2 separate regions of the Homo sapiens genome follow, and region 2 is linked to region 1. A link is an interaction called in ENCODE POLR2A ChIA-PET data of the cell type or tissue named here. Cell type or tissue: OCI-LY7. All regions are shown on one strand. Links, peaks and the distances in the headings refer to the core of each region. The heading gives the core; the rest is flanking DNA.

Region 1 (5,505 bases), core at 225-5,224:
AAGCTTAACTAATTGTCAGGCCTCTGAGCCCAGGCCAGGCCATCATATCCCCTGTGACCTGCACGTATACATCCAGATGGCCTGAAGCAACTGAAGATACACAAAAGAAGTGAAAATAGCCTTAACTGATGACATTCCACCATTGTGATTTGTTTCTGCCTCACCCTAACGAATGTATTTTGTAATCTCCCCCACCCTTAAGAAGGTTCTTTGTAATTCTCCCCACCTTTAAGAATGTACTTTGTTGAGATCCGCCCCCTGCCCACAAAACATTGCTCCTAACTCCACCGCCTATCCCAAAACCTGTAAGAACTAATGATAATCCCACCACCCTTTGCTGACTCTCTTTTCAGACTCAGCTCGCTTGCACCCAGGTGAAATAAACAGCCTTGTTGCTCACACAATGCCTGTTTGGTGGTCTCTTCACATGGACTCGAGTGACACTAATGTGTTTATGGAGGAGGGTTGATAACAGAATGAAATTTTAAAATAGCTCCACGTATTGGAACTCAGGATGAAATAAGAAAGTGACAAGCAGTAGGTTCTGATCCTTCTCCAGCTTGACCCGGGTGGCAAATTGCTCTAAAATTTAGGAAGTTAGCCATGGAATAAAATTCAGTATTCTTTTCATAAATATGCAAAAATGCCTCAAGGGTTTTAATACTTTCCCTTATCTACGTTTTAAGACCAGCTTCCTATGGCACATTGAATGGCACGTATTTTGCAATATAGCATAAATGTTAGCAAAGCTCCACCCAATTATGTTGCATGCATGTTGCAGAATGAAATAGCTCCAGACAGTGCAACACTTTGAGGTACACCATTTCTAATTTGTGTGTTCAGGCCCAAGTAAAGCAGGAATCAGGTTTCTTCTCTAATTTAATCCTTCTGACAGCCAAAGAATGTGTTAGGAACAATGAAAACTGTTGCCTATCAGCTGAAAAAACAGCTTTCTTTGTTATTTTTATTTTTAAAGTACATGCTTATTGTAGCCTGGGCACGGTGGCTCACACCTGTAATCCTTTGGGAGGTGAAGGCAGGAGCTAGGAGTCCAAAACCAGCCTGGGCAACATGGCGGAACCCCATCTCTACAAAAATTAGCCGGGCATGGCCCGCATCTGTAGTCCCAGCTACTTGGGAGGCTGAGGTGAGAGGATCCGTTGAGTCTGGGAGACGGAGGTTGCAGTGAGCCGAGATGGCACCACTGCACTCCAGCCTGCGTGACAGAACAAGACCCTGCCTCAAAAAAAAAAAATATATATATATATATATATGCACACACACACACATATATATGCTTATATATATATATATATATATATATATACACACACACACACACATACATATATATATGCTTATTGTAAAAAATATATTGGAGGCCAGGCACGGTGCTCACGCTTGTAATCCCAGCATTTTGGGAGGCCAAGGCGGGCGGATCACGAGGTCAAGAGATCGAGACCATCCTGGCCAACATCGTGAAACCCCAACTCTATTAAAAATAAAAAAGATTATCTGGGCGTGCTGACGCGTGCCTGTAGTCCCAGCTGTTCAGGAGGCTTAGGCAGGAGTATCGCTTGAACCTGGGAGGTGGAGGTTGCAGTGAGCCGAGATCGTGCCACTGCACTCCAGCCTGGGACAGAGCGAGACTCCGTCTCAAAAAAAAAAAAAAAAAAAAAAAAAAAAAAACTGGAAAACCCAGAAAATAAAAACAGCCATAATCTCTCCCTACCAACCCCCACTCCCAAAAAACCAGTTATAACATGTTGACGGGTTTCTTTCCTGTCTTTGTTCTATTTGTTGATATCATTTGACCTTGTTCATATTGTGGAGGGAGAGCCCATTCCTTAGGGTTTTGCTGTAAAGGTCAATGGATCCAGCAATTCACAAGAAAATAATTACACTTTACATTTGTCTAACTGTTTTAATTTATCAAAGCACATTGACATGCATTATCTCATTTGGTGATCACATCAGATAGGCCATTTATCAGGATATTAAAATCAGTCGGGAGAGAGGGGACCTTGTCCCATACCCCATGGCTGGGGAGGCTCAGAGCCAGGATTTGAGGTTTCTAAATTTCGTATCTAGAGATTTGTCCCCTACAATAATTTTTATTTCTCTATCCAATTAAAGTCTATATATCTATGCACAGAAATTCCGTTTGAGACCTAGGACTTCTACTTCCTGTGGTTTATTTTTGCGCCATAGAGCACATTTGTATTTAATGTGTCTTCTGAGCTACCAGCCTGGGAACTTTGCCATCATCACATGCACAGCGGCAGTTTGCTCACCATGCACCAGTGAGCTTCCTCCGCCGCCTGAGCAGCTGGGCTTGGTCCCTGGCAGCAGGCATCTGGGGCATGTAGCTGCCTCTTCAGCTGTCCTGCCAACAGAAGAAACTTACCTCCCATCATCTCCCTGAGTGCCTGCCTCAGCCGCCTTGTATGTATTCATTGCTGTGTCTATAATAAATCAGCGGGTCCTTGCTGGAAGCTTGGACGTTTCAATGGAGAGCTTTCCAGTAAGTGGTGCTTCTGGTTCTTTCCTTCCTGCCTAACCCTTGTCAAATTTCTTTACCATGAAAAGCAGTTCCATATTTGCTAAGGCTTTTAATTTCTTTTCCAAAAAATCTATTTTTGGCCAGACGTGGTGGCTCATGCCTGTAATCCCAGCACTTTGGGAGGCCAAGGCAGGCGGATTACAAAGTCAGGAGATAGAGACCATCCTGGTCAACATAGTGAAACCCCGTCTCTACTAAAAACACAAAAATTAGCTGATTGTGGTGGCGCGTGTCCGTAGTCCCAGCTACTTGGGAGGCTGAGGCAGGAGAATCACTTGCACCTGGGAGGCGGAGGTTGCAGTGAGCCGAGATTGTGCCACTGCACTCCAACCCGGGCAACAGAGCAAGACTCTGTCTCAAAAAAAAAAAAAAAAAAATCTATTTTTTTGGCTTCTTTACCTATATAATCTTCCTGTCTTCTCCAACTCTAGCCTTCTATGTAAGTCTGTAATATCAGGCAGGCTTAACAGTTAGATGAAATCTAGGATTTTCTTGGAAAGGATGTTAGAAAATGAGATTCAGAGTGGCTGTAGGAGGTTACAGAGAGGCAGCAAGAGAGAAAAGGAGACCTTGCAAAGAGAAATCAGGTGGAAGAAGGGCCATAGGAAATTCAGGAATTTCTGAATGGGGCATTTTAGCAAAAAATGAATGAAAAGTCAATGTCATATGAATCAGGGTGTTGCGAACATTAACATATCTGAAAATTGACTTTTGAAATATGTCTCCTCAACACTTGGAAGCTGACATTTCTTCTGCATGACATGCTTGTCAGTTTTATTTTCAAATATCAAAGACTATTTATACAATCAAAATGTCCTTTCACATAAAATTTTTATAGTTTTGCCTGAAAATTTGTGGTCAATTTATTTCTTGCACAGTCAAAGCGGTCAACTGCATAAATCATTACTCCTTCATTGCAAGCCCCTTAACAGTTTAATCCAGAACCATCACTTATGTCAAGGTTCTAATACCATTTGTTTCTGGATTTTGCTTGTTTTCTCTTCATCTATTTGAGATCAGTGAAGAGCTTACACAGAAGTTAGAAAAACAACAAGAATAATTGCTGTTCAAGGTGAGTGGATTAGTGAGTGAACCAATCTAGGTGGTCCAAATGCTTCTATCGCCTCCTTGCCTGGGCTCTGATTACATCTCACTCAGTGTGATGTCTGTCATCCCTGGACAGAGCTGTCTTAACAGTGAATACATCTTTACCTAGCATCTCTCTTTCTAAGAACCCCACTAGGACCACTCTTTGGAAAAATGTGGTCAAGGCCACATCTGGGTGCCTGTGGTAAGCTGGCTAGTCATCCTCGCCCACCACAGATGCTAGCTGCCTTAGCACGCCCAGATGTATAGGTAAGAACCAAGCAACCAAATCATCTTTCTGCATCAAAGTAGCCAAAACTTTTTTGTTGAACCCAGTGATACTTTGTTCAAATTGGTCAAGAATAGAATTGAGTGGTTCAGCATTAAATTTTCCAATTAGTGTTCTGCTTATCATCCCTAAATAACACATCTCATAGGAGTGAAAAGCAAAAAACAAAAAATTTATCTCATCTTTTGGTGTCAACTAGTTTCAATATAATTGTATTCAGTCCCCACTTATCTCGTTTTCCTTAACTAGTTGTTCTTTGATTTCAAATCTGCTGTTCTCCCAGTGGGAAGATCACCTCTTCCACATGTGGAAGAAAACACAGGTTCCTTGGGTTCCCAAGAAGCTGTTCACAAAGCCTCTGCTTATTTACAAAGCAAGATCGATGCTGTCCTACCTGAGCTCATTTTCAACCCTGAACCCTTTCCTGCGGGCCAGCTCCATGAGGAACGCTCTGCGGGTGGTTCCCATTTTCTTCTCCAAAATGAAGACGACCAAATCTTGAAATTTGATGTCTTGAGGAGAGGAGGCCATCAAGGCACCCGTCTGCCGGGGTCTCTTCTTCCGAGGGCTCAAGTGGGACGCTCGTGGTGGATCCATGGGAAGAGGCTGCTGCTGCCTCTGGCTGGCCCATCTGGTGGTGTCTCCAGAAGGGAGGGAGACTGCCACCCTCCTACACGAAGGGTTTTGATGTCATCTCACCAGCAGACTCTGAAGCCAGGCCAGGGCTTCACAGGTGCTGCCCTGGCAACAGCTTCCTGCCAAAGTGTGATGGGGAATTTTTATCTCTGTTCAGTTCATTTGTCCAATATGGAGATCATAATGAAGACAGTCAATTAACTTTTGTTTTCATACGCACAATCTCATTAGCTCCTCAGAGTAACCTCGTGAGGAAGGTAGGGAAGCATCATTGTTTGCATGTTATTTATTTCTAAATGTACTGAGGCCCTTCTGTGGTCTTTATTTATTGATCCCCTTTAAACCTCCCAACTCACTTGCATTCTCCTCCTTTTGTAGACAATCATTACACTGTACTGGATGTCTGTTATTTGCATGGGTGTTATATTCTGCTTGTGGTTGTTTTGACTTTACATAAATGGCATTGTTACATTTCTCATTTTGCCAATCACCTTTTTATTTCACTTGGAACTATGTTTTCCAGATCCGTATTCTAATTGCTCTGTTGCTTCTAACTGCTCCATAGTATTTCATGGTGGGTATTACCACCTGTTCACTTACATAGGTACATTTTATAAGCAAGAGAACCAAGGCTCAGTTATTCAAGATCACAGAATAAGGGGCCAAGCCATATCTTGAATTCAGTTCTTTGGATTCCAAATGCTGTATGCATATATTAGTTTTTTAAGTGGATTAAGGTTGTCCAGAGAGTAGTCTGTTATAAACCCTAAAATAGGTCTTCTTCAGTGGGATGGTATGACTTTTAGATGATAACCACTGCCATAAGGAGACATTTTCATAACTTTATGTGCAAAATTAAATTTGTCTTTCACCAATACACTCTATAGATCTCATTTCCTGAGCAGCTACTACACGGCCAAGGCAAGCACCT
Region 2 (5,268 bases), core at 1-5,000, 110 kb after region 1:
TGTGGAGTTTTTCTGAAAGTCTGTGTGTATTTGTGTGTACATGGCTAGAAAAAGTAACCAATTCATTAACTATTTAACTGTTTATGCAGCTATTTTGGCACTGTGTGATACAACATTGAGTAATTTTACAGTTTTGACAACTGTCTGCTTTATCTTAGTGGCCAATACGTTGTTTTTCTGTCCACAAATACACTGAATGTATCTGTCTCAAATACACTGAATTAATAAAAACAGAAAAAAAGGAGAGTGAGGGGAAGCTGTAACTATGTTATGCCCAATTCTTTTTTAAATTAAATCACAAATATTCTTCAACTTCATTCCCTACTTCAAATGTTTCAACTCAGCTCAACTCCCTACTGCACACACTTCAATCCCCGAACACCACAACAAGGCAATACTCACAAATATTCAGGGACTAGAGGGACGGAATGAGATATTTGTTTGTATAAGTACAGCAATCCTCTCCTATGCTTCCTAGGTTCAGGACACACTTTTTCCCTTGTAATCCACTTCAAAGAGATTGTGCTATTTCGTTTTCTGGCCCTTGAGTCCATAACTTTAACTTTCAACTGCATTTGGTTTAGCAACATATTATGCCAAACAAGCAGAATGAATGTTTAATGGGATTTATAATGAAAGAATTTCTTTGGCAATTGCAAGATGGCTGAATGATTGAATAGGAAGTAAAGAATAAAGACTAAAGGTATTTGAAAGTCCCTGTCTCTTACCTCTCTCCCTGACTGAATATTCAGCTAGCCAATTATCTAAAAGACAACTGGTATTTCATTTGGAAATGTTGGCCAATATTCTGAATATTTTACTTTATTCAATATGTAGCTACTTGGAAGTCATCCAAACAATTAATAAACACTTAAAAATTTTACTGTGGATGTTTGTCTTTATCTAAAAAATCGAGAAAATAAAATCAATTGATAGTAACTGCTAAACTCATGGCACTGTTGTAAAACAATCACCACTTTTAAAAAGTGATTCTAAATACATTTAATGAGTGTGAACTTGTAGCACTTTTGTATACTCAATGAATTTAATTTCATGATCTGTGTTACATTTGTTTTTATCTTTCCTTCAAAACTTTAATTATTTTTCAGAACAAAATTTGTGATAATTTTAAATTAAAACCCATAGACAACAAGGATCAAAATTTGGAAAAATAAGTATGTATGGAGAGAGCCTAGCATGAAATTTCATTATTAATTAGGCACTAAGTTAACTCTAAGCTTACCAGGAACCAAGTAAAAATGGAAATATGAAGGTTTATAAAGCTTTCTTTATTTGTTTAAAAAAGAAAACAAAACATAATTTTGTTTAGGAGATGACTATTTCCTTGTACTAAATTTCTAAGGTTAATTTATTACATCAATTCTTGTATCTGAGACTTGTGCAAAGTAAGAGATGATCTATGTTTTGTAAAGAATGTAGAAAAATGCGTTGTATGATAGTTTTACATTTAACGGTAAATAAAAAGCAATATACTATAATATTTTATCATAACTCAGTGAAGTAATCTCTCTAAGTAGCTATGCTAATTGAGGCTGTCAGTGTGTTTTTCTTCGTACTTAATACAGCAAAGTCCAAGGTCTGCCACCTTGAAGGTTACAGCCTTTGTTAAACTAGATTTTTTTGTGCAGAATGTCAGCTGGGGTGTAATAACTTTTACTAACTTGAGAATGAGAGAAGATGGGAGGAGTGGAGCTCAAATTTAACACAAATGCCAAAGTATAATTCATCTATGTTTTCTTCCTCTAGTACTTTGGAAGTGTTGCTGAAATCATCAGGAATCATCAACATAGTCCTTTGGTTCTTATTGACAGTCAGAATAACACAAAAGATTCCACCAGACTGAAGTATGCAGTTAAAGTTTCATAAAGGGGGAAAAAAAAGATCAATACCATTGCTTCAGACACTTTCCCAAAGTTTCTCCTTTTGAGAAAAAGTCCCAAAACTTCATATTTTGGATTATGAATCATCCAGTAATAAAATGGAAGATGGAGTCAGCTATTGAAGTGGTCATCCATTTCTTTTTAAGAAGCTCATGTGGACTTGTTCTATTGCCTGACCTGATGAACTGTTAATATCTGGTGAGGTTGAGTTATCATGCTACTAATATTTTCCAAATAAATATTTTTATTTTTAAAAATAAGTGTAAAGTATATTATCAAAATAAGAAAATAATGCTCTTGCATAAAACAAAGTGGCTGGAAATTTAAACCTCCACAATGATCATTGGTACACTAATGTAGCTGGGCTCTCCACTGCCAATGCTTGACAATTAAGTCTTGGTTAAAATTTTAATTTGTAGAAAATAAGGTATTAAAGGTAATGTATGATATCTGTAAGTATAGGCAAGAAGGATGTAATGGTTCCTTTTTGTGAGCACTCTCAACCATGGGATATATATATATATGGATATGAACTTTCTATAAGTTCTTGTCTAGGATTATGCTGTTAGTTTTGCTTACTAAAGATAATTATACCCTCTTTGATCTACATGTCTATCAAATAGAACCTAAACTTGATATGAGGTTTGTATTAGTCCATTATCACGCTGCTAATAAAGACATACTCAAGACTGGGTGATTTACATAAAAAAAAAAAAAAAAAAAGAGGTTTAATGGACTCACAGTTCCACATGGTTGGGGAGGCCTCACAATCATGGCAGAAGGCAAAGAAGAAGCAAAGGCATGTTTTACATGGTGGCAGGCAAGAGAGCATGTGCAGGGGAACTGCCCTTTATAAAACCATCAGATCTCATGAGACTTACTCACTATCACAACAACATGGGAAAACCTGCCCGCGTGATTCAGTTACCTCCCACCAGGTCCCTCCCATGGCACGTGGGGATTATGGGAGCTACAATTCAAGATGAGATTTGGGTGAGGACACAGCCAAACCATATCAAGTTTCAAAGTGGAATGACAGCAAAGCTAGACTAAAAGCCAGTTCCTAGAGAAATATCCCACAAAACAAGAGCAGAAAAGCAGACATTGGTGAACACCAAGGAATAAAAGAGATACCATCGTGGAGAATCAGGTCCAAGGTCTTAGATCATCCCAGAAATGTATCATACTTTGTCATATATTTCTACTGTGTACTTCAGACAGCAGTGAAGTGATAAAGCAGCTAATTAAGTCTAATAATTAAATGGGGAACACACTTGGCCACTGCATAAGATAGCAATCTATGAAAGTATGTTGAAAGGCCAGAAGGTAATAATTTCAGGGTAACTCATGACTCACTTCTAAAGATAATTGTATATTTAAATGTCATAAACTTTCATAATTGCCACCTATGTTACAGATTGAACTGTGGTCCCCTCAAAAAGATATGTTGAAGTCCTAATCCATAAGGCCACATATCTCAGAATGTGACCTTATTTGGGAATGAGGTCTTTACAGATATAGTCAAGGTAAGATGAGGTCAGTAGGGTGGGCCTTAATACAATGGCTGGTGTCCTTATAAAATTAGGAAATTTGGATGCAGGCACAGAGAGAAGACTATATGAAGAGACACACAGGAACAATACTACTGGCGTGATTCCATCCTGTATGGCTGTTCTCTTGAGCAGTGGTCGTTTATCTCCGTCTGCTTTCTCTCCCACCTAAGTGTGTGCCGCCACCTGATGGAAGATTCGATGGACATGGACGTGAGCCCCCTGAGGCCCAGAACTATCTTTTCAGTTGTGAACTAAAGGCCGACAAAGATGATCACTTTAAGGTGGATAATGATGAAAATGAGCACCAGTTATCCTTAAGAACGGTCAGTTTAGGGGCTGGTGCAAAGGATGAACTGCACATTGTTGAAGCAGAGGCAATGAATTATGAAGGCAGTCCAATTAAATAACACTGGCACCTTTGAAAATGTCTGTACAGCCAACAGTTTCCCTTGGGGTCTTTGAAATAACACCACCAGTGCTTTTATGGTTGAAGTGTGGTTCAGGGCCAGTGCATATTAGTGGACAGCATTTAGTAGCTGTGGAGGAAGATGCAGAGTCAGAAGATGAAGAGGAGGAGGATGTGAAACTCTTAAGGATATCTGGAAAGTGATCTGTCCCTGGAGGTGGTAGCAAGATTCCAGAGAATAAAAGTAAAACTTGCTGCTGATGAAGATGATGATGATGATGATGATGATGATGATGATGATTTTGATGATGAGGAAACTGAAGAAAAAGCACCATTGAAGAAATCTACATACTCCAGCCAAAAATGCACAAAAGTCAAATCAGAATAGAAAACACTCAAACCCATCATCAACACCAAGATTAAAAGGACAAGAATCCTTCAAAAAACAGGAAAAAACTCGTAAAACACCAAAAGGGCCTAGTTCTGTAGAAGACATTAAATCAAAAATGCAAGCAAGTATAGAAAAAGGTGGTTCTCTTCCCAAAGTGGAAGCCAAGTTCATCAATTATGTGAAGAATTGCTTCCGGACAACTGACCAGGAGACTATTCAAGATCCTGGCAGTGGAGGAAGTCTCTTTAGAAAATAGTTTAAACAATTTGTTAACATTTTTCCATCTTATTTCATTTCTCTAACAGTCAATATCTGGCTGTCCTTTCTATAATGCAGAGTGAGAACTTTCCCTACTGTGTTTAATAAATGTTGTCCAGGTTCCATTGCCAAGAATGTGTTGTCCAAAATGCCTGTTTCATTATTAAAGATGGAACTTCACCCTTTGCTTGGTTTTAAATATGTATGGAATGTTATGATAGGACATAGTAGTAGCAGTGGTCAGAACATGGAAATGGTGGGGAGACAAAAATATACATGTGAACTAAAACTTGGCATTTTAATAAAGTAGCATGGTTTCTATTGAAAAAAAAGATTACGACATGAAGATGAGGGACTGGAGTGATGCATCTGTAGGCCTGGGAGCACCAAAGATTGCCTGCAAACCATCAGAAGCTAGGAAGAGGCAAGAACAGACTTCCCTCCGGGTTTTAGAGGGAGCATGGCCCTGGTGGCACCTTGATTTTGGACTTTGAGTGTCCAGTACTTGAAGACAATAAATTTCTGGCTTTTTAAGCCACCCAGTTTATTATGGCGGCCATAGAAACCTAATAAAATTTATATGCATTTTTTACATTCAGGTATATAGGGGTTTGGGAAATTTTGTATGGAAAGGTTTTTTTTCTCCTTTTAGGAAAACCATTGAATCATTTTGAATGTACTAGAAAGGATGACTCACAATTTAAACTGGGAAACTGGGGTAATTTTTTGGTAAAGCAAAGCATCTGTTTGTAGTATGTG

Evidence for each region. ChIA-PET counts read pairs that join two places held together with the same protein. Peaks named below come from ENCODE experiments on the same cell type or tissue, not always from the same donor. Only the 100,000 strongest peaks of a DNase experiment are listed, where the experiment ranks them.
Region 2: POLR2A ChIA-PET joins it to region 1 with 6 read pairs; 2 of 35 experiments call an interaction of 5 or more read pairs at or near these places.

The regions. Positions count from the first base shown.
Region 1 is chr10:96,303,528-96,309,032 of GRCh38, reverse strand. It overlaps DNTT (DNA nucleotidylexotransferase), which reads right to left and starts at 4,599. Exons shown (of 11, transcript NM_004088.4): 1 at 4,333-4,599. The coding sequence starts at 4,535. RefSeq lists an enhancer at 1-317. In OCI-LY7, for the core only: no CTCF peak of the experiment used is centred there; DNase peaks (open chromatin) are centred at 2,322 and 3,862; H3K4me3 peaks cover 878 bases; H3K27ac peaks cover 974 bases.
Region 2 is chr10:96,188,592-96,193,859 of GRCh38, reverse strand. BLNK (B cell linker) reads left to right here. Exons shown (of 17, transcript NM_013314.4): 17 at 1,768-4,689. The coding sequence ends at 1,887. It also overlaps a transcript of ZNF518A not described here and the pseudogene NPM1P25. Among named protein-coding and RNA genes, the nearest start is that of ZNF518A, 61 kb to the right of the region's middle. In OCI-LY7, for the core only: no CTCF peak of the experiment used is centred there; no DNase peak of the experiment used is centred there.